7 separate regions of the Homo sapiens genome follow, and regions 2, 3, 4, 5, 6 and 7 are each linked to region 1. A link is a loop called in an ENCODE intact Hi-C map of the cell type or tissue named here. Cell type or tissue: Calu3. All regions are shown on one strand. Region 1 has its middle 85 kb from the start of MYRIP. Region 2 holds the start of MYRIP (myosin VIIA and Rab interacting protein). Region 3 has its middle 75 kb from the start of MOBP. Region 4 overlaps MYRIP (myosin VIIA and Rab interacting protein). Region 5 overlaps MYRIP (myosin VIIA and Rab interacting protein). Region 6 has its middle 8.0 kb from the start of EIF1B. Region 7 overlaps MYRIP (myosin VIIA and Rab interacting protein).

The links. A loop is a pair of places that touch in the nucleus more often than their neighbours do. Peaks named below come from ENCODE experiments on the same cell type or tissue, not always from the same donor. Only the 100,000 strongest peaks of a DNase experiment are listed, where the experiment ranks them.
Region 2: it touches region 1 in a loop (12-fold over the local background); 4 of 110 quality-filtered maps call a loop at or near these places.
Region 3: it touches region 1 in a loop (4-fold over the local background); 3 of 110 quality-filtered maps call a loop at or near these places.
Region 4: a loop joins it to region 1, with 2.9 times the contacts of the local background. A loop is called at or near these places in 2 of 110 quality-filtered maps.
Region 5: it touches region 1 in a loop (10-fold over the local background); 15 of 110 quality-filtered maps call a loop at or near these places.
Region 6: a loop joins it to region 1, with 8 times the contacts of the local background. A loop is called at or near these places in 7 of 110 quality-filtered maps.
Region 7: it touches region 1 in a loop (8-fold over the local background); 57 of 110 quality-filtered maps call a loop at or near these places.

The regions. Positions count from the first base shown.
Region 1 is chr3:39,722,824-39,726,823 of GRCh38, forward strand. No RefSeq gene overlaps it. Among named protein-coding and RNA genes, the nearest start is that of MYRIP, 85 kb to the right of the region's middle. In Calu3, no CTCF peak of the experiment used is centred here; a DNase peak (open chromatin) is centred at 1,578.
Region 2 is chr3:39,807,496-39,811,495 of GRCh38, forward strand. It overlaps MYRIP (myosin VIIA and Rab interacting protein), which reads left to right and starts at 2,114. Exons shown (of 17, transcript NM_015460.4): 1 at 2,114-2,421. In Calu3, no CTCF peak of the experiment used is centred here; a DNase peak (open chromatin) is centred at 2,026.
Region 3 is chr3:39,540,413-39,544,412 of GRCh38, forward strand. No RefSeq gene overlaps it. Among named protein-coding and RNA genes, the nearest start is that of MOBP, 75 kb to the left of the region's middle. In Calu3, a CTCF peak has its summit at 1,597 (motif pointing right); no DNase peak of the experiment used is centred here.
Region 4 is chr3:40,115,056-40,119,055 of GRCh38, forward strand. All of the region lies in intron 3 of MYRIP (myosin VIIA and Rab interacting protein), which reads left to right. Among named protein-coding and RNA genes, the nearest start is that of EIF1B-AS1, 190 kb to the right of the region's middle. In Calu3, no CTCF peak of the experiment used is centred here; a DNase peak (open chromatin) is centred at 1,976.
Region 5 is chr3:39,989,133-39,993,132 of GRCh38, forward strand. The region is part of intron 2 of MYRIP (myosin VIIA and Rab interacting protein); the gene reads left to right. Among named protein-coding and RNA genes, the nearest start is that of MYRIP, 180 kb to the left of the region's middle. In Calu3, a CTCF peak has its summit at 1,678 (motif pointing left); a DNase peak (open chromatin) is centred at 1,629.
Region 6 is chr3:40,315,674-40,319,673 of GRCh38, forward strand. No RefSeq gene overlaps it. Among named protein-coding and RNA genes, the nearest start is that of EIF1B, 8.0 kb to the left of the region's middle. In Calu3, a CTCF peak has its summit at 1,559 (motif pointing left); a DNase peak (open chromatin) is centred at 1,578.
Region 7 is chr3:40,176,871-40,180,870 of GRCh38, forward strand. The region is part of intron 8 of MYRIP (myosin VIIA and Rab interacting protein); the gene reads left to right. The region is part of intron 2 of EIF1B-AS1 (EIF1B antisense RNA 1); the gene reads right to left. Among named protein-coding and RNA genes, the nearest start is that of EIF1B-AS1, 130 kb to the right of the region's middle. In Calu3, a CTCF peak has its summit at 2,281 (motif pointing left); a DNase peak (open chromatin) is centred at 2,281.

The DNA of each region.
Region 1 (4,000 bases):
CAACTGGAGGAAAAATCTTTCTACAAATATCATAAAAAGTAAAGAAAACACAAGGTGAAATTTCTGCCACATTACTAAGTTAAGCAGAGTTTCTTCCCCTTGTCTGGCATCTTGATATTACAATTATGAGAAGTATTACATCTTTAAATCAATAGATTCGAGAAAAAGATTAATCACACCTTTAAGCTAAGAATGTTGATTGATGGATGCAATACAATTTTGATATGTGGAGGTAATTTTTTTTTTTTTTTGAGACGGAGTCTTGCTCTGTCACCAGGCTGGAGGGCAGTGGCATGATCTCAGCTCACTGCAAGCTCCACCTCCCAGGTTCACACCATTCTCCTGCCTCAGCCTCCCAAGTAGCTGGGACTACAGGTGCCCGCCACTATGCCCATCTAATTTTTTGTGTTTTAGTAGAGATGGGGTTTCACCATGTTAGCCAGGATGGTCTCGATCCCTGACCTCGTGATCCGCCCGCCTCGGCCTCCCAAAGTGCTGGGATTATAGGCGTAAGCCACTGTGCCTGGCCGATGTGGAGGTAATTTTTGTCTTTCAGTTGATAAACTAAGAATGATTTAGAAGAAGAAGTAGAAGATTTAGGGAAGTATAATTACATAACATTTAAATGATTAAACCACTTTTAGATTATTTTTTCTGAATTCTTTATGATTCCAGTCCTGAAGTCTAAAAGCAAAAGGGACATATTTAAAACCACTCAGAGATCCTTTTCACTTTACCACACATGTCTCCATCAATTTATAAACTTGTGGTTGAGGAAGGGTTGGAGAATACTTCCACATGTGGAGCTGAGAACAGAGGTGTTCTCTCTAATGTGAACACATGCACTGTATTCCCTCTGGGCTCAGATCTAAGGGCATGCCCTTGACATCTCCAGCTCCCGCTCAGTGTCTCAGAACTGCAGTCCAGGGAAAATCAGAGTCCCCTGGGTACCACTCGGGAGACTTGCATTTACTATTTTTAATGTAACCCTCTAATAGTAGTGATAGTAACAACTACTTTATGTAGTGCTTATCATGTGCCAGGCATAGCCTAAGTGCTTTACATGCATTATTTTATTTAAATCTCACGTCATGTTAATGGAAAATCTGGAACAAATCTTCATTCACTAGAGATCTCCATTCCACACGATTTCACTTCTAAAGTCTTGTGATCACTTTCTATAACTTTCCAGAAAATAATTTGTATATTGATTTTCTTTTTTAAAAACATGGCTTTTAAGGATGGTCCAAACTGTGGGCCATGTGTTCAAGGCAAATGAACATGAGAGAGAGAACACACACACACACACTGATTAAAATGATACCCAAATAAATTACCCTTAGTAGCAAATAAGAACTGTCATGATGGGCACTCAGAGTGCAGAAAAGATAGGTAGATGGCCTCATAGAGTGATATAGGCACTCTCTTACCATTATTTCTTCATGTCATCCTATACTAAGTTGAGGCACTAAGAGACTAAAGTATGCTACCCAGTGGGGCAACTTTGAGAACCATTACCACCATGTACTTTCTGTAGTGTTCTTGTCTTTGTCACTGAGCCTAGAATTTCCACAAGAGGTCCCCCCTCTCCCACTAACCTCACTGAGTCTCCATCACTCTTTCTTTTCCTCCTCCTTCCTTCCATTCTCCTCATCTCCCTCTAACCATCTTTATTTTTAAGCTAGTTGCTCCAATGCCTCTGTTAGTTTTAAAAAATAGGGAGTTAAGGAGGGCTCTCCAGTTGCAGGGGGGAAAAGCTCCAAATTCTTGGGTTGGACAGGAGGTGGCATCAAAATGGTTTAGAATGCAATAGTCTTTGCTTCATTTACTTTCAGCTCATGCTGAACTAGCCGTCTAGTAAAGCTGTCTGCTGTACTACAGAAAAAAGCCCTGAAAGTTGATGGGACTGTCTGAAAAACAACAGAATAACAGACACTCCATGAATAAAATGAGGGTAAATAAAGTGACTTATCCAAGCTAGAGATAGCTGGAGCCAAAGAAGAGTTGAACCACACAGTTTTTGTTTTCATGGAAACATTTATTGCTGCAAAATGAGAGGCTGGAGAAGATCTCTGATACATCAATCATCAGCATGAGGCCACCATAGTAACTAATGAGGCTAGAATTCACATGTCCAATCCCAGAGATCTGGTGGGAGGGTCAAGACCTGCTCAGGAGAGCCAAACATGGGTGCAAAAGCCAGTATTGTATTTGCTTCTAAAATGCTTTTTGAGCAGCTAAGACTTTAAGTTCAGCAAGGTCTCATGATATTTATGGTAGAACAATGATAATGTGACTAGAATCAAAGAAGCCCACCATGCAGGCACATATTCTGGCATCTTTCTATCTTTATCAACACTACTTACTGTTATGCATATTTGAAGAAGGGTAGGGTACCTTTTGTGAGACTCTGCGCAAAACTGCGGAGGAGACACCTCACACCCTGCTGTCTCTTCCCATGATCTCTCCTATCCTTCAGTACCTCATCTTTTATTCTCTTTAGCATGAATGAATTACAGAGGAGGCTCACTTCTGTGACGGCTATGATTCAAGATTTGGTATTTGCAATGGAGAAGCAGTTACAATGGAGGAATATATTGGCTTCCAGTCATTCTGTTTCAAAACATTGACCATTTTCTTCTGCTAGCTACTAAGGATTCTTGAGTTGTGAAATATGAGCAAGAATTACCTCTCCTCCCTCTGACTCAGGATAAGAACCTGAAAACCTGCATTTCTCATAAATTCCTGTAGCTAACTTTTATGCAAATTAAAGTTTGATAACCACTCTGGTACAGAGGCTGTTATGGATGGAAGCTTATGTAGGAGAATCTATTGAGAAGGATAAGGGAATGCTATTGGTTTGTGTGGGCCAAGATGGTTTGGCAGGCTGGGAGCCCTTTTAAGAATTGAGAAAGTTAATGAGGCAACTCTTGGTGGCTCCTCCAGTACATTCCTGCCCCAGCACTTTCCTGCTCCTTTTCCCTTCCCCAGCCTTAGTTCTGGACCGCCATATACTGGGCTGACTGCAGTGCATGTCTGTTGCTGTCCTGATGTTACCCTCTTTCCCCCGGACACAGAGATGCTGAAGTGAGCTGGTTCATAGCCCTTTGAGAGGAGCATCGATGATACGTTTGCATTAACATCTGTCCATTTGTCTCCAGATACAGTCTGGGTGGCCTCATTTAAGTAGATGCTGCACACTTGTGGCCTCCTAATTATGTTCTGCACCTGTGTGTAGTCTTTGCAGCTGCTCTGGAGACTCCGGGGTCCCCACCAGGCCCTCACAGGTTCCCAGCCCATCTGTCAGCCTCTCCATCCATTTGCTGACATGTGACTCAGCTGCAGACAGAGCACAGGGGTCAGGCCTCCAGCTGCCTTTACCTGCTCCATCATTATAGCCAGAAACGGGGAATGAGTCTTGGGGAATGTGCTTCTGCCTGGCTTTGCTGAGGCTCATGGAGGCCACCCACCTGGGAATCTTGAGACCTTTTCCTTGGGAAGAAGAGAGGGGACAGCAAAGAGAGCTGGTGAGCTCCTTATAACTGAGTAATAAATGAAAGCCCTGGGGTATGGCTCCTCGGGCCAGAGACAATGAGAGCTCAGACCAGACTTGGTAGTTTTGGCAAAGGAGACATTAACATTTGTTTCAAGGCTGTTTCTTGTCTTTACTTTGTATCACCTCCTTTAAGCTGAAGTGGGGAATGGTTTTCATCTTGAGACAGTCCCTTGGAGCACATCCTGCACTGGCTGGCATCCTACTGGGCGCGTTTCTTTTCCTGGAAGTAATAACTGTGTGATAACCCTTTAGAGATCAGGGGGACATGCTATTTGAGTATGATCATTTCCAAGACCTTAGACCCAAAGAGATGTGTCTCTGAACCCTAATAATAGGATTCATGAAAGACTGATAGATGTAGAGAGAAGGGAAGGGGGATAGTAACCCAGGGGACTTAATCTCTGGGTAAGCAGTGAAATAAAAAGTGTTAGGAAATCCTCCATT
Region 2 (4,000 bases), 85 kb after region 1:
CTGAGCCCATACTGAGCCTGTCCTACTGGACTTGGGACCACCCAGGAGGAGTAGCTGCTGCCCTAGACACCCTTCTGTTCCCACCACTCAAGCTGAAAGGGAAGAATGGGAAACACCCTGGCTTCTCCCTTTCTCCCTCCTATTCTCCTACTGCTGAGTCCCATCGGCCAATTGATAGGGGAGTCTGGGAAATGAAGCCCCCCATGAAGCAGAGTCGGAAGGACTAGGAATGGATATGAGAGCTAACAGGCTCAGAACCATCAGAGGGGTGGGTGTGTGAAATATGCACTCACATACCTTGTGTGAGATCATGAGTTTATATCTCTATGAAGGGCATTTGACATTATCCAAATTACAAATGCACATCACCGTTGACCCCATGATCCAGTTGTACAGATTTATTCTTCATATGTACCCCCACACGTACACAGTTACATAGGAACAAAGTTATTCATGCATAATTGTTATTAACAGTGATAGATTGGAGACCATTTAAATGCCCATAATTGGGGGCCCTTACATAAATTTTGGCATATCTTATTCAATGGAATATCATACAGCTGTAAAATAACAAGAAAAAGTTTTTGGTAATGATATGGAATGACTCCACGATAATATCTTGTTAAGGGAAAAGATCAAAATGTAAAACAATGTGCATAGTTTGTACAACAAAAATAAAAATAAGAGCATTAGACAAATATGTTTGTGTATATGTCAATTTCCTTGAGGGAGGTACACACTGGTTGCCCCCAGGAAGAGGAATTGAGAGACAAGGGTGGGAGGGAGTCTTGTTAACTGTGTTCCATTTGTAGTTTTAGAATTTTGTGCCACATGAATGCTAATCAAGCACAGCTAAATAAAATTTAAATTTAATGTAAACAAAAGAGAAACAAACTAACTTCCTTCCACTTTACCAGTTTGTAGACATTAAAATCCCTTTAAAGGAGGGAATCGAATCTTTAAAGAAATTAACTCCTTTACCTTCCGAGTTCCTTTCTTTAAGGTTTTGTCTTGTTTTGTTTTGTTTTCTGCTGTGGACTGATCAGCAAACAAGCCATTTATTTCTACTGCGCACATTTACACGGAGAGAACAGCCTCAACCCACCGGCTTGAGAGGATTTCCAGGGATTCAGAAATCGCCAGTGTAACTCCATAAATGCTTTATTTTCATGGAGCGACTTCCACCCTGCAGCTAAAATTGACAAAGTGTTTTCACAGCCGAGTTGTTGGGGCTGAGGCAGTGGGTCTCAGGAAGATCCCTGGCTTAATGGATGCAAACGCACAATGAAGTCCCGGCCTGGAGTGGAACCTTTCAACTCCCAGTCATTCTTCCAGGACCGGGAACTCCTGGCACGAGCCCGAAAGCGTTCCTCACTTGCAGCAGTCTTTGGGAGTCTTTCTGACAGCGCGGGCTCACTAACCCGGCGGTTCCGCAGCTGTGTTTGGGAGACTTGGGGGCGCATTAGCCTGGACAGCTCCCTGATCGGTAACCCCTTTGATGTGTGTTGAATGAATGAGCGTCGTTAGCGTAGTAGTAAATTTATGGGAGAATTAAAGCAATCCAGATAGGGGTCACTACGGAGACTTTAATTACCCAGGGACTGTGAAGTGGGGAAGAGCTGTCTGTGGAGGAGCGCCACACCATGTCTTAGATTCAGGCAGGCCCCGGATTCTGGTGACCCATTACTCTACGGTCACTGAGGGTCCGGGCCCCCAGGACTCAGAGGCAGGAGACAGGAAAAGCCTGACTTAGAATCGGGGAAGGACCTGGAGTCGCACATGGGGGCTCCCGAACCGCGGCCCCAATACTGCACTGCGCCGCAGGGAAGAGCCCCGGGAGGGGCGCGGGTCCCCGCCCCGGGCGCGCGCAGCCCTGCCCCGCCTCCTCCCGGTGCGCCCCGCCCCTCCCGGCGCGTGCCGCCCGCGCGCCCGAGGTGCTCTGGAGGAACCGGCCCGGCGGGCACCCCCTGCCCCGGCGCAGGCGCGATCGCGGGCCGCCCCTCCCGCCGGGCGCCCTGCACGCGCCCCCGCCCCGCCTCCGCAGGCTCCCCCGCTCCGGGCGCCTCTGATTGGCTCTCGGCCGGGCCAGCAGGTGTCGGCGGTGGCTGCGGCCAGGCTGGCCCTGGCTGCCTGCGGCGCGGGCGCCTCCCTCGCAGCCGCTGCTGCCGACGCCGCTGCGCTCCCGCCTCCTGTCGGTTCCCGGGTTCCCGCTGCGGCTGCGGTTCTGGCAGCCGAGCCCCCGCGGTGCTGCAGCCCAGCTTTAGCGCGCAGACCGACCCGCGCCCCTTCTTCGCCGCCGGCAGCCTCTAATCCACGCGGCGCGTTGCGGCAGGTGCCCTGGGCGTACTGAGGCGCGGTGGCCTGAGCCCGGCCGCCATCGATGACCCCGGTCGCGGACTTGCTTCAGGCTGGCCACCCCCCGTGAGTACCGTCCGCCTCCCTCTTCTCCCCTCTGGCAGCTTTGCGCCACTCTCCCCTCAACGTTGCCGCAACTTCGGGGGTGGGTGTGTGAAGGTGTGGAGGTGTCTCTCACGCTCCCCCGCACCCTGTGCGCGTCCGGAGCCAGGAACCCTAGGCGCGGCCAGTCAGCCTCTGCGGAGGGGCGAGGGGCGCGGGTACTTGAACTTGCTCAGGGATCATCGCGGAGCCAGAATCGCCTCTTTCTCTCGCTGCTGGGGTGGGAGCTCGCCTCTGCGTTTCCCTCGCGTTTTCCGATCCCGGATGGCCACGTAGTGCTTGGGCTGCGGTTCACCGCGTACCTACTGTGCTGCGGGCGCACCGGCGGGACGCCTCAAACCATCCGTTAAGCGCCCCGCAAGCAGCCCAGCGCGACGGACCTGACTCAAACTCTTAATTCTGTAAAACGGGGGTAATCAGGGACTCTCTCAAGGTCACAGCTGGTGCTCAGAGTTAGAACACAGGTGGATTGCGTCTGGCCCTCGCCCGCGGGCTGCCTGGGGAGGGGAGAGCTGTTGGCGGGGCGGTCACTTCAGCTTCATCCCGGGTTCCTCCTCATACTCCCTTTCCGCCACAGCCGCCAGACTTGAAGAGGTAGGGAGCCAATCCCAGGGGGCTCTACATAGATTTGGAGGTAACGGCGGAGGATCTTCCTGATGGACGCGTGGAGCGGAAAGATTCAGTGGTGGGAACCCCAAGACCTGCGGCTTTTTGGAGCACTTGCTCCCCTTCTTGTTCCTTAATTTACTGACGTCTTGGCAGGGTAGGGGAATTTGTTCTTATATCCGTCCTGCTCCTCTTTTCTTTTGCCAAATAAGCACCGTCCCCAAGGATAAGTACGTATCCCAAAACTCTTAAATGCACACACTGGTTTGGGCCTAGGGACTTCCTAAGAGAAGCGAGTACGCTGTGGGCTTGGTTCGCTAACGTTGGCTCCTATCCGCTCCTAGAAAATGCCTTGAGTCTGGCTTCATTTCCATGCTCTCCATCTCCCCGACCATGATCTCGATTTGTTGATTTTCTTGACACTTACTCAGGGGAGGAAGACTGAGACTGGGGGCTGGCCAGTCTTGGGGTATGCAAATGATGTCGGGTGTGATTCTTTTACTCCAGGTCCTTTGAGGTGGCTCCAGTGGGGCCGCCTGTGGTGTTGTGGGCGCTTCTCAGAGCTCTGGGCTGGGGAGAGCGTCACCTAGCCTCTCTTGCCATTATCACCTTGTCCCTTCAACTCAGCCTCCCCCACCCCAACTCTGAAACTCAGCCATGAGATCAATACTTAGTTTTGTGATGACTGACCAGCATCTTTGAACCTGAACTTTTTCATTTATAAAATGAAATAATCCCCGCCGCCTTTCAATCTTCCCAAGGAACTTGGAGTTCATAGGATATGATAAATGTGAAAATGCACTGGGGTTTTATTAAAAAGTCGAAGGAAGATGGTTCAAGGCATCTGGGTCTACGGTGGAAATGGAGGTAATTTAAAAAATTTTACAGCAATATCTGGGACCCTATTTGCAGATTTCAAAATCTTTTTAGAGAAATT
Region 3 (4,000 bases), 180 kb before region 1:
GGCATGACTGAAGTGCACACCTCCCCCCTTTCCCATTCCACCAGCTTTGGAATGGGAAAATTTCATTTTAGTTGGGGAAATATAACAACAGTTTCACACAGACTGTTGAGATCCAATCCCCTATTTGTACAGTGGTGGGGTACATTCAATGTCCATCCAATGGGAGAAAGTCATTTGTTTGAAACAAAAATCCCAGCTTTCAGCCTCAGATTATTTACATTCTACTCTAGTCTATTTTGCCAAGTCAGCTAGAAAATAGCCATTGGGTAGCACCTTTTGAATTGAAGATCATCAATAGCCTTTGTGGTTAGAGAAATAACTGGTTAGACGTGCTGTCTTGCTGGATTGTGGCACAGAATGACTCAGAGTGATATTGTGGTTGTAATGAAAAAGGCAAAATGTTAGAAGCAGTTACAATCTGTGGGTATTAGATTATGAATCTGTGTGTTAAGCTTAGGATATTTGCTCTATCTTTCAGAATTGCTGTGAGGATAAAATCAAAGGTGATGGTAAATGTGAAATGTAAAATGCAATACCAGTAGAGTAGATATTACTTTTATTGAATACATTTACTATTTTATATCATTGTATATGACACTTTTTAAGATCAGTGATCAAAGATCTAAATTTTTTTTGTTCTTCACTGTCAGGGTGACTTGACAACTAATTAGTTGAAACCATCCATAATGGTAGATAGACTGAAGCTGCACGAACTACCGTATACTCTTACTGACTGTAATAGCAGGATCTAAACATTAAAAAAAATTTATGTTTTCTTTAAACTCCTTGAAAGCAAGTGTATTAGTTAGGGGTCTCCAGAGAAACAGAACCAATTGGACGTGTGCATATGTGTGTGTGTGTGTGTGTGTGTGTGTGTGTGGAGAGAGAGAGAGAGAGATTTATTAAAAGGAATTGGTTCATATGATTTTGAATGTGAAGTTTCAAGATCTGCATTTGGCAAGCTAGAGACCCAGGAAAGCCAATGGTGTAGTTCTAGTCGGAATCTGAAGGCCTGAGAACCGGAAGAGTTGATGGTGTCAGTTCTGGTCCAAAAGCCAGTAGTCTTGAGACCCCAAAAAAGACGATGTTTCAGTTCCAGTTAAAAGGTAGCTGATGTCTTAGTTCAAGGCAGTCAGGCTGGACGAGTTCTCTCTTGTTTTCAGGATCGTCAACTCTTTTGTTCTAGTTTGGCCTTCAACTGATGAAATGAGGCCCATCCACATTAGGACAATCTGCTCTGCTCAGTCTATAGACTCAAATGCTAATCTCATCCAGAAACTTCCTCATAAAAACACCCAGAAAAATGTTTCACCAAATTTCTGGGCACCCCATGACCCAGTCAAGTTCACATGTAAAATTAACCACATCAATTAAGTTTTATTTTCACTTCTACTGATGTGATTTTTCAGAGGTGGGAATACTATGATTTTTCTAGAAACTATAGACTGAGTGAGATACAAATGGTCCACTTGTAAAGATCAATAATGACCCATGAAGCAGTAAAAACAATAAAAAAATAGCCCTTTCTAGTTTTAAATGAACAACGGTTATTTTATTTCCCTAAGGATTTGCTGTCAAAATAAACAGCCATTAGAGGGAGCTCTGGTTGCAGTTTAAAAACAAAATTAACCTCTGTGAATTGACAATGTTTACTTGGAATGCCAAGTGTCCGTGTTTTAATAGAGACACAGAAATTATTTTCTTTAAACCAAAAAGTATGAAGTATCCTTTAACAACACCATTTTGTATATCTGAACTCAGTAGAAACCAAATGTGCTTCGTGGAATACAAGAGCTGAATGATACAGAGACAAAGCTGGTGGAAGGCAAAAGGCAGGGGTGTGCATTTCAGCCACGCCACGAAAGTGGCTTCATGCCCTTGAGTCAATTGCTTGCTCTCTCTCCTAGTCTATTTCCTCTCCAGAACAATGAAGGTAACAGAGATTAGAATTTATCACATTGGAGCCCGCGGACATTTCCTAGGGACTGGAGAATTCTAGGAGAATTTAAAAATTTTTTAATTTTCTTTTTTCAAAGGCAACCATCTTGAGAATGTTACATTCTCAAAAGCTGATGGTCCGAAAAGGATTATTTTAACCATATTCTCAGTCATGTGGATAATATACTCAAAACCAGCACCTGCCATGAGGTTTCAGGGCTGTGCTGGCATTTGTGTTGACAGTTATATTGGTACCAAGTGATCCCTGTCTTGAAGTGACAGCATTGAAGTTTTAATGTGTTGCTAAGTCTTTCTGGCTGACATTAGGTTGGTGTTGTCAAAATGACAACAGTTGACTTATCATTACCATTGTACTCATAAAGACAAATTTTCTCTTCAGCAGGGATAACATGCAACTGAAAGCATTGTTACAGAATAAGGTTTTAGAAACAAGTCATTTTGCAAACTGAGGTTCTGATTTGACGTAATGAAAATTACTGCAGTGGAAGAATGTACTTGGTGCTTTCATTTCCTGGGCTTGAGAAGGGAACAGAACAATAATGCATAACTAGTAATTCGCACGTGCAAATGAAAGCTGCATGACAATATAGTGTGCCGAATAAGCCACGCTGTGGTGGTTTGGAAAGAGAAAAGAGGTAGTAGATTGAGCCCTCACCTAAATGATGGACAAGCTGAACTCGAAAGACCTGGATCACAGCAGGCAGAAATATACCAATGGAAAGTAAAAGGCTTGTGCAGATCCTGTTTGTGTGCTATCAACTCCAAACAGTTTAGCAGCAGTAGCTGTGAAGATTTTTCAATACATTCTCATTATTTCTGACTGTACAGTTTTATTGATTTGTTCATCGTAATAATGGATCATTGTTAAATGAAAAAAATAGCAATGACTCAGCATGCTTAAAAATAAAAATAAGGTAGGTCAACAAGTAAAAAACCAAAACAAAGCAAAACCCCAGCAAATTCATCTTTGTATTATTAAATCAACACCAAGCTTTCAATTTTAGCAAAACGGCACTATCCATTACATTATACTTGTTAATTTGAATTAAAACAGTTTTGTAGTTTTGCCTCTGGACAATCACTCTGAAAATACATCATATCCAGGGGAAGGGGCTAGTCAGGCGTTTCACTTCAAGGCTTTTTGTAGGCCACTGAGCAGAAAGAGTGTTAAGACCACAGAGCAGGCACTTCCTGAGGCCAGCTGGACTCTTAATGGGCTACAAAAAGCCTTAAAGTGAGACACTTGACTAGCTCCCCTAATGATAAAACTTTTTAGAACCTGCTAAATGCTAGAAAAAGAGGAAATACTGGGGTCAGCAAGAAAGTTCTACAAAATGGTTAATCCATTTACAGATCACTGGGAATGGTTTGTGTTATGCTAACTTGGCAGTCTGGTATTTTTTTGCGAAAGTACATGATTCCGTAGACAACAGTGGAAGATGTTTTGTGGGCAGACATAGCTTTGTGCTCCTTTTGCTAGCTTAGCCTTAACTCAACAAAGTCTTGATACACACAGACATATTAAGAAAAGGATATGCAGGAAGGTGTTAAGCAAAACCTTTGAATTAGAGAAAAAGCTTTGCACCCCTCCCCCACTCTCAAGTGTGGTCATGGTTTGAGACTGAAAATGAGAGGACAAGTGTAGTGGGCCACAGTTTACTGGGACTTCCTATGTGCAGTGACATTTACATTTTAAGAGAGGGTCCCTTTCTGCCTTCCACTGCCTTTATTATTTCCCATTCTTAACCTCTTGAGAATTTTTATATTAAATTTTTGCTAAGGGTGGCAGTCAATCCTATCAAGACAGTGTTTTTGTCTCCTAGAATCTCTACTCTACCCCTCTCAGGAAGAAGTTGGGATTAGGTCTTATCAGCCCTCACCAAGGGATGTCAGCAAGATGGAACTGGGTCGCTGTGGAGGAAGCACTTGAATAGTAAAAGAAGGAGGAAACCAAGGGAGAAGAAGGCATTGGGTGCCCATTTGAGATAAATTCTGTATGGGTTGAAGCTGACCAGAGGGGAATAGTAAAGAAAGCTTTGTT
Region 4 (4,000 bases), 390 kb after region 1:
ATTTCTGATATGAAATATCAATATCAGTATATCTGATATGAAATATCAATATGATAATATCTCCAAGCCCAAAAATTTGGGAAATATTCAAGAAAAAGTTGCTCCTAGTGTGAAATTGATCATCCAAGGAAGACAAATGTCTCATTCCTACTCTCTGTGTGTATATATTACATTATTAGTTTAAAAATAAAATTAGTATTTTAACTAAGTGTATTATTAGTTCTCATGCTGCTATGAAGAAATACCTGAGACTGGGTAATTTATAAAGAAAATAGGTTTAATTGGCTCACTGTTCCACATGGCTGGCAAGTCCTCAGGAAACTTAAAATCATGGTGGAAGGCACCTTTCACAGGGTGGCAGGAGAGAGAATAAGTGCAAGCCAAGGAAATGCCAGACGCTTACAAAACCATCAAATCTCATGAGAACTCACTCACTATCACAAGAACAGCATGCAGGAAACCACTCCCATGATTCAGTTATCTCCACCTGCTCCCACCTTTGACATGAGGGGATTATTACAATTCAAGGTGAGATTTGGGTGAGGATACAGAGCCAAACCACATCACTAAGGATCCAGAGTTAGAATCTAAGAACTGAGCTGAAATCAACCTTTAAAATATGGTATTTCTATTCTCTTAGTTTACAGAAGAGAAACCTGAGATTTACAAAGTCCAAGGTCACTCAAAAAGCTAGACTCAGGAACAAACTTGGAGATTCCCAGTCCCTGGTTCACAGTTCTTTTTTTTTTTTTTATGTGATGCTCTTTGTTGTAGAATTTATGTCACGATTTTATTATGGAGTATCAGTCTCTCCAAGTGGGCTTCCGTAAGAGATCACATATAAAACACCAAAACTAGGCTCTGAGGTCCACACCCTCCTGCCCGCTCACTCTGCCATGGAGACAGCTCATGCCACTGCAGGTAATGACAACTGCACAGCACGAGCAAGGTTGAGTAGAACAGGTATAGAAATTGGCATGGAGTGGTGAAGAGTCTGAATTCCCAAATGTCATTATAGAAGCCAGCTGCAGTGCTCCCTGGCTCACAGGTTCCCTGGGGCTGACTATCCTCCTGGGTCTCCAGCTGTCATCTTTTGCTTGATCCCTGGATGGGGGCACACTCACATCCCTGTGATGTGTTTTGCCCCTGATGCTGGTATCCCCTAGCACTTTACCTTTAGCCAGCTTTAGCCTAGCAGATGCATTCACACCTCCTCCATGAGTTGTGTAGACCTTAGGAAAGTAAGACGTGGTCTCAAGTTTCCCAAGGAACAACTTACATTGCCCCCCAACACACACACACCTAGCAGCATAAGACACATCTCTGATACTGCCATCTTCAGAAACTTCTAGATGGAAAACATCCCCCTACTGTAAGTAACTCCCTGCCATCCTATTTATGTATTTGTTTATCTCTCTTTCATTTTCCCTTGTCCCTGAGAGTAGAGTAAGGAAAGGGCTCATTGCTTTCAACACTTTATTTTCTCTGAATTCAGCAGTCTTCACCTCAGCACAGTTTAGTCTGGCCCAATTTTGATAGGCATGGGCCTGTCTCTTTGCATCTTTGTCTCAGGCTGGGAGGCACATTTTGAACCTGGAAGTTTAGAACACGGCGTCCTTTGTTTTTGACAGGCTGTTAAGGATATGCACAGGGCTAGAAAACTGAATAGAACATCCCTTGTGGATGCTGCAGGTTCTTAGCCACAAATTAATACACAAAAACGGTTTGGGGTGTATCCCAAAAACCGTTAAAATGACTTGTTTATGTGGAGAAGTTAAAGCATTTCTCTACAATCTCATAACATTATTGATTTTGCCATGAACCTCTTTTCTCATGAGTCATTCTAAGATATTTTTCAAGCAGTTTCCCTTCCATAGTTTCATAAGTTTGGAATGAGTGGAGGCCCAACCTCTGTGAATCGTTCTCTTGTGTGTTCTTTCCCTCCTGTCTCCGTCTCACAGTCTCACATGAGTGGCTGCACCCCCGGCTATAGCTTGTTTGCAGTTTGCTGCCAATATGACTGGAGCATCCGGTGAGGCCACATCTGCCTTTCAATCCCCCCGCCCTGATATTGTAAAATAAAAGTTTGTTATTTTGACATTTTTGTAGCTCACTGCACCACCCTTTGGTGGCCAGTTTAGAAAAATTTGATAATTAATGAAGATATCATACACCGGTTATGTAAAAGCAGGATAGGAGTAGCCACAAAGACCCTGGAGGCTGAAAATCAGGAACAGAACTGAGAGCCTTACAAAGTGTGATTTCATCAAAGCCATATGATAGCTACTGTGTTTATGTAAATTAATTTTACTACGTTGTGTCACAACCTCCCCCCTTTTAAAAAGCTCTTGCCCTCTGTAGCTTGAGGCAACCTTCTGCCCATCATTGATCCCTTCTTTCCAGGTTATTCCCATTTCTACATTCTTAGCTGTTACATTTTCAAATTGAAATATTTTATTCACTACTCATGTCCAGTGTCCTCACTTACCTTGGCATCATTTCTTCCCTCAAGAGTAATATTGGCACAACTAAGAAAATATCATCCATTATCATCAATACAGCATATTGATGTTCTGACGTAGTCCATCAGTGTAGAGGCAGAAGAGCAACAGCAGCCCTTAGGATGCGATGGACATAAAGGCAGCTTTATAGCCAGACCTCAGTTCCAATCTTAGCTCCATCTGGAAAAAATAAATAACTTTAGACTCTTACCCTCTACCTGACATTGAAATTAATTTACTTTAGAGCAAAGACTTCAGCATAAAAAATAAACCCAAATACAAAGAAGAAATCATGAGAGGCCTTACTATGGCCCCAAACCAGAAGCTCCATAAAAATAAAAACATCTCTACAGCACAAAAATCACCATTAACAAAGTCAAAAGCAAATGGCAGACTAGGGTAATTATTTGTAATTTAAATTGCAAAAACTAATTTTTCTAACATAGAAATACTCCTACAAATCCAAAACAAAAAGCCCAAAACCTAAAAATAAAGGGACAAGAAAAGTAAACAGAATTTTCAGAAAATGCAACACAAATGGCTCTTAAACAAATGAAACAATGCTTAGCCTCTCTCATAATATGATAAATGTAAATTAAAACTATAATGGCATACCAGTGTTCACCAATTGGATTAGCAAAGGTCAAAAAACTTGATAACACTGTATGTTGGCAGAGGCTAATATGTTGCCACAAGACTATAAATTGCGATAACTCAAATGGAAGGAAATTTTGCAATATCTGTGAAATTCCTGCTGCATGTATCTTTCAACCTTGCTATTTCATCTGTAGGAATTTATTTTGCAGATATATTTGCCTGTATGCAAAGGGACAGGTGTAAAGATCATTCCCTGAAGCACTGACGTAATAGCAGATTAGGAAACAATCTAGATGCTAATCAATAGGGCACAGGTTAAATTAATTATGGAATGGTCATAAAGTGAAAATGCCTGCATGCCCCTAAACAGGAATGAGGAAACTTTTTTTTTTCCCTGGGTTGAAGGTTTATTTATTTATTTATTTATTTATTTATTTATTTTTCTTTTCTTTTTTTTTAATTATTATACTTTAAGTTTTAGGGTACATGTGCACAACATGCAGGTTTGTTACGTATGCATACATGTGCCATGTTGGTGTGCTGCACCCATTAACTTGTCATTTACATTAGGTATATCTCCTAATGCTATCCCTCCCCCCTCCTCCCGCCCCACAACAGGCCCTGGGGTGTGATGTTCCCCTTCCTGTGTCCATGTGTTCTCATTCTTCAGTTCCCACCTATGAGTGAGAACGTGCGATAGTTTGCTGAGAATGATGGTTTCCAGCTTCATCCATGTCCCTACAAAGGACATGAACTCATCCTTTTTTATGGCTGCATAGTATTCCATGGTGTATATGTGCCACATTTTCTTAATCCACTCTATCATTGTTGGACATTTGGGTTGGTTCCAAGTCTTTGCTATTATGAATAATGCCGCAATAAACATACGTGTGCATGTGTCT
Region 5 (4,000 bases), 270 kb after region 1:
CTTTCTCATCTTCATGAGTTTGTCTAATATTGATCTTTGTGGCTGCTGACCTTTGGGTGGGGATTTTGTGGGGACTTTTTATTGTTGATGCTATTGTTGTTGTTGCATTGTTGTTGCTTTCTGTTTGTTTTTCTTGCAGTTATCAGGTCCCTCTTCTGTAGGGCTGCTGTGGTTTGCTGGGGGTTCGCTTCAGGCCCTATTCATCTGGTTCATTCCCATGCCTGGAGATGTCACACAAGGAGCCTGGAAAACAGCAAAGATGGGTGCCTGCTCCTTCCTCTGGGATCTCTGACCTAACTGATGCCAGTAGGAACGCTCTTGTATAGCATGTCTGACAACCCCTGTTGGAAGATCTCACCTAGTTAGGTGGCAAGGGGAGCAGAACGCATTTAACAAAGCACTTTGTCCCTTGGTGGATTGGGCGTGCTTCACTGGGGGGAAACCCACACATCTGGGCTGCCTGAATTCTTCAGAACTAGCAGGAGGAAAGAATAAGTCTACTGGTCTGCAGAGACTGCAGCCACCCCTCCCGCTAGGGCTCAGGCCCAGGGAGATCAGAGTTCTGTCCTTGAGTCCCTGGCTGAAGTTGTTGGAGTTCCTGTAGGGAGGCCCTGCCTTGATGGGTCAAGGTCAGGCCTGAAGAGGCACTCTGTCCGCAATCTGCCACAGCCATTGTGTTGGACTGTGGGGGATACCTCTTGGGACCAAGCTGTCCAGCCTCCCCAGCTCCAGCAGGGGAAAAGCCTGGCCTGGAGCTATAGAGATGGCTGCTGCCCTTCACCTGCCCTTAGAGCTTAGTTTGTTAGGCAGCTATCAGTCCCAGTGTTGGCTGTCACCCGTCCCCCAAGGAGTCCAAACGGCTTAGACAGCAGGCAACTGCAGCTGTGGTGCTGATCACCCTCCCCCAGGAGCTCAGCAGCCTTAAGCAGATTCTAGCTTAGTGCCTGTTGAGAATCTGTATGGCTTCATTGTTGGGACCCTAGACCCCAGTGGAATGGACTCATGAGTTGGATCTTCCAAACCATGGGTTGCACAGTTCCATGGAAAAAGGACATTTTCCAGGCTGGGTAGTATGCTCATTCACTGACTCCCTTGGCTGGGGGGAGTGGACTCCTCTGCCCTGTGTAGCCACCACACCACACTACTCTTCCTTCTTCTCTGTGGATCACAGCAGCCACCTAGTCATTTCCGATGTTGGAATCTGGATACCTCAGTTGCTGGTGCAGGATTCGCATGCTGTTATGGTTCTTTTCAAGGGGAGCCTCTGATTGCCACTGCTTCTAGTCAGCCATCTTGACCCCACCCCTGTTCTGCTCTTTGAGTCTGTGTTTTCTTATCTGAACAATAAAGATAGCTCACTGCTCATAGAATTATTTTGAGGCTTGAGTGAAATAATGTCTATTAGGTATCTGGAAAAGTTTAAAAATCAGACATTCAAGGGCTGATACTAATTGTTGTTACATTAGGCCACAGCCCATGACTAAAGAAGTGTTGAAAAACTGAAATCCTATTGAAAGCTTTTCACAGTGTCTTGTTATTCATTCTGATTGTTCTGGTCATCGTGGCCCAAGAGAGGATACATTCCCTTTGCCAAGTAAACATTTTTCAGTTTCTAAGTGCAGGGCTGCCCTCTAGTGGACTCTGAATGCATGTTCATTGAGGATAATAGGTAGTTTTTGCAGGCACATGGCAAACTGTATGAAAACATGTCCTTTGCAGGAACATGGATGAAGCTGGAAACCATCATTCTCAGCAAACTGTCACAAGATCAGAAAACCAAACACTGCATGTTCTCACTCATAAGTGGGAGTTGAACGAAGAACACATGGACACAGGAAGGGGAACATCACACACTGGGGCCTGTCGGGGAGTGTGGGGCTACGGGAGGGATAACATTAGGAGAAATACCTAATGTAAGTGACAGGTTGATGGGTGCAACAAACCACCAGGGCACATGTATACCTATGTAACAAAACTGCACATTCTGTATGTGTAACCCAGAACTTAAAGTATAATAAAATAAATAAATAAAATACTTGTTTAGTCAAAAAAGGAAAATTGGTCTAAGTGTCTGCCTCGATAAGCTTCTAGTGTCCTCCAGAGACAAAACACTGCAACCTGTTGTCATCAGAGCATCTGTTCCTATTCCCTTGAGGCTTGAGGCTTAAAACCAGATGGAAATGTAGAGAGATCTCTACTCCAACTTCTCATTTCCAGAGAAAAATTCAGAATTCATAGAGGTAAAATGAGAACTGAATTCTAATCCTGCCTTGGCTGTGACTTCCAACTCAGAAGTGTTTTTGTGTGATGTGCTGATGTCCATTTGGACATAGATTCTTTCTCTAGGAATAGTTGCCATTTACTTAATTACAATCATTTCTAATTATTTTACTACCTTCCTACGACTTTTCCCTTTGCTCATTTTGCTGTAGCCACCCTGTCCTCTTATTGTTTATCTTAACGCAACAGGCAAGCTTCTCTCTCCATAACCTTTGCACAGGTGTTCCCTCTTCCTGCTATACTCTTTCCTGTACCACCTTCAAGTATTTGCTCAAATGTCACCTTCTCACTCTGACCACCCTATTCAATATTTCAGTTCCCCAACATAGCAGCACTCCAGGTGTCCCCTTATCCTGCTCTATAGCTTCTTTTTTCTGTAGCCCTTATCACTTTCTACTGTGCTGTATAACTTTATTCATTATGTAGTGTAATGAATTCAAGTGCCCCTGGAGCAAGGATCTTTGTCTCATTTCTTCACTGATATAGCCTGTGTTCCTAGAATAGTGCATAGTGCACACTAAGGGCTCTATAAGTATATATTAGATTAAATAACCTTCCAAAATAAGCTTGTCACTCAGTGGAAAAACCACTTCCTCCAGTGTAGAAGTGCAACTCTCTGAAGGTTGAGGAGAGATTGAACAAATTTTCTCTGCTCCATGAAAGACCAGACCACTGCTGCCTTAACATTGCGTGCCACCAAGTATTGACATCACAATTAACCCAAGAAATTGGTCACAAGTAGGAGTTTGTCATTAGAACTCCTAATCTGCTATCCCCTACAGTGCCTCCAGGACCCATTTATCAAGCCTCTCATCTCCATAAAGCCAAGTTTCTTTCATCCCCGGACTCTTTCCCCATGCAATGTAGTTTAGCTTCTATTCTTCTGACTCTGCTTCCACCACCTTGAGCCCCCAAACTCTGCCCTCTGGAGCTCACTGTCATCATTAGCAGGTGCTTCCTGTCTCCAGCTCTTCTCTGAAAATGACCATCATTGTTTTGCTCCAAAGTCTGCCTCTCCCCCAAGGGCACAGCTACCTTGCAGCTTTTTCAAATAGTGGCTCTTTATTCTCTTTCCAATTTAACTCTGGACTTATTCCAGACCAGAACTCCAGGTCCTTTAAAGTGCTTGCCATCTGAATGTACTACCGACCATGATCCTTGTTCTAGCCATCTTTCAGCCTTGTAGCCAGTCCCTCTCATTCACAGAACACTTTATTACCTAGACCACTGATGTGGTTTTGCCCACTAGTCCTGTGAATTTCCACTTTGGTGACACAGCATCCCTTCAGTGACCTATCCAACATCCTAGTCTCTCAACTTTCTGCCTCCTACAAATCTTCTTGTTTATGGTCCTTTTCTAGTCTTTGTCATCCTTAATAATGCCCAGCCTCCAAATTCTTGACCTTAGGCACTCTAGTCTCTGACCTCCACTTCTCATCTTCTTGTGGCTCCATTCCAATAATCCTTCATCCCTGTAATCTAGAAACTTTCACTTTTTCATTGTCAGGGACCCCTTCTTGTTCTGTCTTCTTTCTTACTTATCTTGGACTCTGTGGTCCATCAGGATATTTGTTTCTTTGTGTCTCAGACCATTTTGTGCTGATATAACAGAATACCACAGACTGGATAATTTATAATGAACAGATATTTATTGGCTCATGATTCTGGAGTATGGCCAGTCCAAGATTGAGGGGTCAGCATCTGGTAAGGGCATTCTTGC
Region 6 (4,000 bases), 590 kb after region 1:
GTATATAGATAGCTCTGCACCTGTGAACTGAGGGTGAGGGCCCTGATGCTGCATGATGCTGGATCTAGGTGCCTTCATCTCAAACTAGTGAACAGCCTACAGACATTTTTCATGCAAAAAGCAATGACATATAGATAGGCACCATTCGTTCAAGGCACAAAAGAAGCTTAAAGCCCCCACAGGGAATCTAATTGATCTCAGGCCTCATGCTCAGGCTTCAACTGCAGCTCCCTGTTCTAGTCTAGAGGGTTTTGAAGGCCTGAGGTCTATAGAATGGTCCAGAAGGAGGCTAGCTTTAACCCCAGAGTTTGTCTCCATGTGTCCTTTACCCATTCTTACCAGGGTGCCAGACCCCAGACCCCACATCCCGAGTCCACTGGCAAGGAACAACATACTGTCTGGAAAGTAGAGAGAGAACTTTTTAAAAATGTTTATTTATTTATTCATTTGTTTATTTTTGAGATGGAGTTTCACTCTTGTTGCCCAGGCTGGAGTGCAATGGCATGATCTCAGCCCACCACAACCTCCACCTCCTGGGTTCAAGTGATTCTCCTGCCTCAGCCTCCCGTGTAGCTGGGATTACAGGCATGCACCACCACGCCCGGCTAATTTTGTATTTTTAGTAGAAACGGGGTTTCTCCATGTTGGTCAGGCTGGTCTCGAATCCCAGCCTCAGGTGATCCGCCCACCTCTGCCTCCCAAAGTACTGGGATTACAAGCGTGAGTCACCGCACCTGGCGTTTTTATTTTTAAATTTATTTTTCCCTTTTAATTTTAGTTGACATGTAATATACATGTTTGTGGGATACAAAGTGATATTGCGATACATGTACACAATATAAAATCAAATCAGGGCGATTAGCATATCCATCACTTCAGACATTTATCATTTCCTTGTATTGTGAGTATTTTAAATCCTCTTTTCTAGGTTATCCATGTCAGCCTAAATTTTGTGGGGAAGACATCACCAGACAAGGATTTGGTAGAAGGTATAATTCCTTGAAGTAAGAAAAGGCCAACCTGGGCGCGGTGGCTCACACCTGTAATCCCAGCATTTTGGGAAGCTGAAGCAGGTGGATCATCTGAGGTCAGGAGTTCCAGACCAGCCTGGCCACCATGGTGAAACACCATCTCTATTAAAAATACAAAAATTAGCCAGGTGTGGTGGCACACTCAGGAAGCTGGGGCAAGCGAATCAGTTAAACCAGGGAGGCGGAGGTTGTAGTGAGCCGAGATCACATCACTGTACCCAGCCTGGGCGACAGAGCAAGACTGTGTCTCAAAATTAAAGTTAAAAAAAAAAAGAAAAAAGAAAAAGAAAAGGCCCACCCCCATAAACATCCACTCTTAGTGCATCACTGCCATTGACTTGTTAAAAAACGCAGAAAAGCTTAGCCCAATACTAGCATCAGGAAGAATAGTAAATGAGTGGCCAGACACACTGAATGGGAACCAGTAACAGCCCACTTGGTAGATGAAGTATGTCGAAACGAAATATAGGGTACCCAGTGAATGATGCTATTACAGAAGAAATTGAAGGGGGACGGATTTCTGTAAGTATGCAGTCCTTTATCACCCCCTTGTGGCCACTTAAACAACTGGAAGGCTCCTAGCAGTTTACATGCATTATAAAGGTTTAAGTTGCAGTCATCATTAAAGCACCAGCTGACAGGTTTGATTTTGTCATCACTCAAATGTGATCCAGAAATTAATCTAGCCAAACATTTATTATTACAATTCATATAAATCAATTGCCATTTTTCTTTACCTGGGAGAGACAACAATGTTTTCATGGTCTTGCCCTGGGGATATATAAAGCACCTCAGCTACTATCTACCACGGTGCTGTTAGAAGGAATTTAATTTAAATGTAAACAGAGACTTCTGTTTACAGCCTCCAGGGAATGAATGATTAAGCTAGAAAACAATCAAGACTCCTAAATTGTCGCTTGTTGAGAAACACAGTCTGGAATTTGCATACACACACCCTAAATATTCAGTGCTCTCAATCTAAACCACTGTCTTAGGCCAATACAGAAGTTAATGTGCCTTTCACTTATGAGGTTGCCTAAAGGCTTTAGTCTGGGAAAAGCAGCGACAGGATTCCTTAAAACTCCTTAATGCCATTCCAGTAGACCTGAAGAACCCAGAACAGGACTCATTTGGAAAACTAATCATTAGGAACGTACTCACTTGCAGAGCATCTGGCAGATCTCACCTGCACAGGTAGGGGAGGGCTAATGAGAGCTCAGTAGTAACCTGGAAATGGTGCTCTAGGGATTTGGTCCCACAGGAATCAACAGCAGCATCACCAGATGGGCCTCTGGTTAGAGATCCCCACAAGAGGTGTTAAGAGGTATAACTTAGGAAACTATCTCTTTAACAACAGATCCTTTGGGCCTTTTTACATTTTTATCAAGCATTGCCCCTCATTTTCTCACTTCTCTTACATTAATAATAAAAATAGCTAATTCCTTTTCAACACTTATATTGTAGGTCCTGCTCTGAGAATTCTACATGCATCAGCTCATATAATTCTTTTCACAGACATCATGACCCGGCATAGATTCCCTGGCTTACCATCACAATCACACCCCTTGCAAATATCATCTCCCCTTGATCCTTTCTCCTTTTTTTTTTTTTTAATTCATTTGACAAAACCCCAATCCAATCCTTGTTCAACCTAACTATCTGCTCCACAACAGCACATAACACCTGGAGATAGCTGGGGGGTGGGGGGGTGGGGTAGGGAAGATGGCTTTTCTTTCTTCCTTTCCCTTTACCAGTCCCCCCTCCATCCTCCACTAAGCAAGGTGAAGGCTTGGTCTTATCCGTCATTGAGATATTTGACCGTCTTCATTTTTCCACCTCCAAATCTACCCTTTGGAGGCAATGTTGCATACTCTGTCTTCTTTCCCATACAAGGCATGAAGTACACTTGCTCCACCCATCAAAACAAACCCCTCCATTTGTGTCCTGGGTACCATCTCCTCTTCTCCATAAAATACCACTGTAATTATCTCCTTTCTTCTGAATCATCAATTTCTTCCTCTCTACTGGATCATTTTCATCAGATGGAAACATCTAGTACTGCCCGTCTTTCAAGTAGAAGAAAAGAAAACCATTGATCTGACATTCCCTTCAGCAAACAAAGAAAGAGCCTGCTTCTTTACCCCCAAACTCTTTCCCCAGTCGGCCTCATCTAAGTAAATGGCACTGCCATCCATAGAATTGCTCAAACTTAAAACTTTATCTTTGAATTTTCCCTTCCTTTACTGCCTTTACCCCGTCCTATCTAATGGGGTCTTAGTGTTTCTACTTGCAAAATGTATCATATCCATCCTTTCCCCTACCCCCAACTTCTGACTAGTACACCTGACAAGCACCATTGTTTTGCACCCGGATTACTACAGTAGCTCTCCGGCTGGTCGTCTTGCATCCATTCACAACACAGAAGCCTGAGGATTCTCCAAAATTCACGTGAGATTATGTCAGTTCTCTGCATGAAATCTTCCGAAGGCTTCTCATTGCACTTAACATTAACTCCAAACATATTACAGTGGCTTACAGGATGCCACATCACCTGTTCCCTGCCTATCCCTTGTTCTTGCCATCTAGCCTCTGACTCTCCACTACACGACCAGACCCACTGGTCTTCAACCTTAAAGCATTTACACTACATGTTCAGTTGGTCCAGAATACTCTATCCTGCTCCCCATCTCCCTTCTTGTCCCTCAATTTCAGTTCAAACCTCATCTGAAGAAAGCCATCTCTGATCACCCAATCTAAATAAGCCCCTCACCACCCATCTCCCTCAGCACCACCCATCTCAGCACCCTGTATTTTGTTTTCTTTATAATACTTATCTTTATTTAACAACATCTTGCTCATTGTTTTGCTAGTTTACCTTGCATCTCCCTACCACTAACATGTAAGGTATACAAGAGATACTTGTAGGCGATGCTGTCTGTGCCTCACCCATATCCCTTGGCACTCACCTT
Region 7 (4,000 bases), 450 kb after region 1:
TGCACTGCAGCCTGGGCAACAAGAGCAAACTCCATCTCAAAAAAAAAAAAAAAAAGAAAAGAAAAGAAAATTAGCTGGGCATGGTGTTGCATGCCTGGGGAAAATGAAGTGGGAGGATCCTTTGAGCCCAGGAGGTCAAGGCTGCAGTGAGCTATGATTGCACCACTGCACTCTAGCCTGGGCAACAGAGCAAGACCCTGTCTAAAAAAAAAAAAAAATGTCAGAAATACACATGGACGCTGGCCAGAACCTGGACACGAACCAATGGGCCGAGTTTCAGTTCTTGGGTACTTCAGAGAACATAGCTCTCCCACCTTTCCTCAAGCTGTTCTCACCCTGGACACTCATCTGCATCACCTGCCCAAGCCCTGCTTTAAGGGTCTTGATGCAAGGGGTCTGGAGTGGAGCCAGGGCTTCCATATGACCAGAAGCTCCTGGGTAATGCTGACAGGATGCCAGGCTTAAGGATGGTATCATTATATCCTGAGACAGAATCCTGACCTACAGGCTGTGGAGGGCCCTAAACCTGTGGCCTCCTGATAGGGCCTCCCCTTTTTCAGTTCTCCAATGACCCAGACACCTTTGGCTTAAGAAATAACCATGCAGAATCCCCAATCCCCATCAGCACCACTGCTTAGGCTTGACTGCAAAACCCAAACTTAATTCATCCCCATCCAGATGGGATTTCTCATCTATTCTCTTGGAAGAAGGTTCAGTGCGAATGCTCCATTTTTAATTTCCTCCCTCATTGTGCGCTCTCTGCCAGTATGGGGGTCAGTGCGACCTGGCTTTCAAAGCCTTAAGACGCAATATCCTAGAAGGCACCAGTGTGGGTGTTATAACTCATTTCATGCCTCTTTGGGTGCATGCATATAAAAAGGCCTCTCTAATAATATCGTGATCTTATTGGTAATAATGATGATGACACCAGGGACCAGACACTTACTGTGTGCCCAGTGACTAAGGTGAATCTCTGTCTGGCTTTCTCTGTTCTCCTGTCTTTTGTCCCTTCCTATTTTCTCAGCCTTTTCCCTTTGTCTCTGTTGTTTCCTTCCTCACGTTCCTTCTCTCTTTTGAATGGCCATAGTATAGAATTAAAGTACTTTTTGTCATTGCTATAATTATAGGATTGAATTTAATACTTACATCTGACCCTAAAAACACAAAGCAAAGCTGTGTCTCAGTTACGTATACATATGACCACTCTTCTTGATTTGCCCTCAAATCTTTGATACTAAAAACATTCTTTCCCTGTTTTTTACTGTGGGCTCTTTGAGAGCAAAGACTGTTTTAAAGCTGCGGTTGGTGCCACAGGGAGCCTGTCCTGTTGATGATGATGATAATCATAGCAATCATAGCAACAATCTATGGTTCCAAGGGATATAAGTAGAACACATTGCTGCTGCCCACACAGGAGATGCAGCTACTGCAAAGAATGCTGTAACAAAAGTAACTGATGATCACACTGGGTGTTTTGCCCAAAGCTTCGGGACCAGTTGGTTCACGTGGCAAGTCCTGCTGGGCTGGGGCACATTAACCAGGAGTGCATTGTTGCCAGGCTTGCAGCAAAGGCTGTCAGGCACACACCAAGAGAGCATGGAGGAGCATCGAATTGGAATCAGTCAGACCCGAGCTCAACCCTTGCCTTACCCTTGGCCATCCATATGCTTTGGGCAAGTTATTCAATCCTGACTCTGTTTACTCATGTGCACTCAATCAAGTTGAGTGAGAGAACAGTTACACCGGCTCAGTGGTAATACTTAATAAATGCTCTTATTTGGCTAATATTTATTGAGTGCTTTCTCTGCGCTATGCATGATACTGATCCCTTAACATGAGGAAACTGAGGCTTAGAACAGTTTAAGTTTTTCCAAGATCCCACATAGCAAGAGGAGGAGCTGGCATTTACCCACTACCTAAGGTATCACCCATAAGTTAATGCCCAAGGAGTAAAGAGGAAGGGCCTATCTGAAGGCCCAAATTCTCAAGTTCATCAATGCAAGGGATTGCTGATGTGCTAACATTCCTGGATCCATGGACTCCCCCTGCAGCCCCCTTGCATAGATGTTCAAACACTCTAACTCAGACCAGCTCTTCCAGTCACCAGCCCTGCGTCTTCTGTGTACCCTAGAATAAGTAAGACAAGCAGAGTCTGTGCGTAGGAAAGAAAAGTGGGCACAGAGGGCTCAGCCAGCGTTATAAGCCAGTATAATAAACAAATAAATTACTCCTCTCTGGCTGAACTAGCTGGTGAGTAAAAGCATTGTTGTGGTGCCCTCTGCTGGGCGTGTGTTGCTTGTAATGAATTTGTGGCAGAACCACACCTGGGTCTCAGAACTGTCTTTTTCCACCCTGGCTGGAGACTGTAGGCCACCAGTGTCCTAGGACCTGTTGGAGACAGCTCTGCTGGGCCTTTTGTGGTTGTCAGGGTGTAGCTTTTTTCTAGTGTGGAACACTGATTTGCCTGAAATAGACTATTTTTATAGCCTGGCATTCCCTACTCTCTGCTGTTGGGACCAGAGAGGGACTTTTCATTTGTTAGTCTTGGCTTTTGCAGAGAATGGGGGAGAATTTCCGTCCCATAAAAAAGGACCCCAGCCACCACATATACACACAAGTCTGAGCCACTGCAAAAATGAAATATTAAGTATTGTTTCCCCTTTTTAAACTTGTATTCAGTGATTTACAGTGAGAAGCTTGTAGATTTTTTTTAAAGGCCAGATACAGTAAATGGCTTCTGTGAGGCTGCAATAATACTGCATCTGGCAACTAGGCTGTCAGCTTCATAAGGGCCAGCACTGTGTCTTACAGCCTATAAATTCAGTCACAAACATGCAACCAAGGATCACAAACAAAAGGCCATCCCTGCCCTCATGGAGTTCATTGTGTGTGGAAGACACAGCAAGTCAGTGCACAACGATAACAGTGTGGACAGAGCTGTGTGATCACACAGGAGGAGCAACCTAGCCAATCCCAAGGTACACCAGGGCCAAGGGCGTGTCCCTCTTGATACATGGAGGTTTGCCATAGAATGATGTTTTCCTTCATTTTTAATAACTTCACTTGCCAGTTGACCACCATCCTCAATCTCTATCCTCTCTGAAAGCTGCTCATTTTCTGTCAGATATTTAGCAGAATCGCAGAATGGCTCTGAATACCTAGCCCTGTGAAAACCTCGGGTGTTGTCAAGCTGCATCATCCAAACTGCTCTGGACACTCGAGACAGGGTCAGTGCTTGCTGTGCCCTCAGAATGAAGGAGATGACACTCAGCCAAAAGCCACTTTACATGTGTGTTAGCTTGGCTCTCCTCCAAGTAAAACCTTGCTCTCCAGGATGTAAGTGTAGATGACAGTGGGATCCTTTTTATTTCTTTCTCTTACTCCATAATTTTGTGTAAGAAATTGGAAAAAAAAAATTAGGCACTTTGAAAAACTCATTTTGTAACCATTCACTCGATAGCAAACATTCATTGATTTCCAATTCTGTACTAGTTACTGTGCCAGGGGCTACAGATGTCACTGCTAAAAGAACATTACCCTCAGTTGCTCCACAGTCTAGTGGGGGCCCCAGGCCAGAAGAGAGATGTTTGCAAGAGTGCAGTAAAACATAAGTACAGAAGAAGCCCATGACCACCAGCCCAGTTGGGGAAGGGGGCAATTGGTAGATTTCCCACAGGCCATGGCCTGCTTGAACTGAACCTTATCGACGCACAGTGTCTTGAGGAACTGATAAGGCAAGGAGAGCTCATCACCTCTGGGTTGCGTTAACCTATGACCATTGCATCGAAAGGCAGGTCTGGAGGCCCATCATGCTCTCTCTTCTATATTTGAAGGGATAGGAGCAGGTTGTAACACTTGGTTCACAGCTTAGGGGGTTCCATATTTGTTCTGTAAGCCCACCTTTCTCCTAGATCACCCCAAGGTTTCGTGGGGAAAGTAGAGGTTTCCTACGACTCTGAATCTGAACTGGCCTGCATTACCACTCTCCAACAGAGTGAAC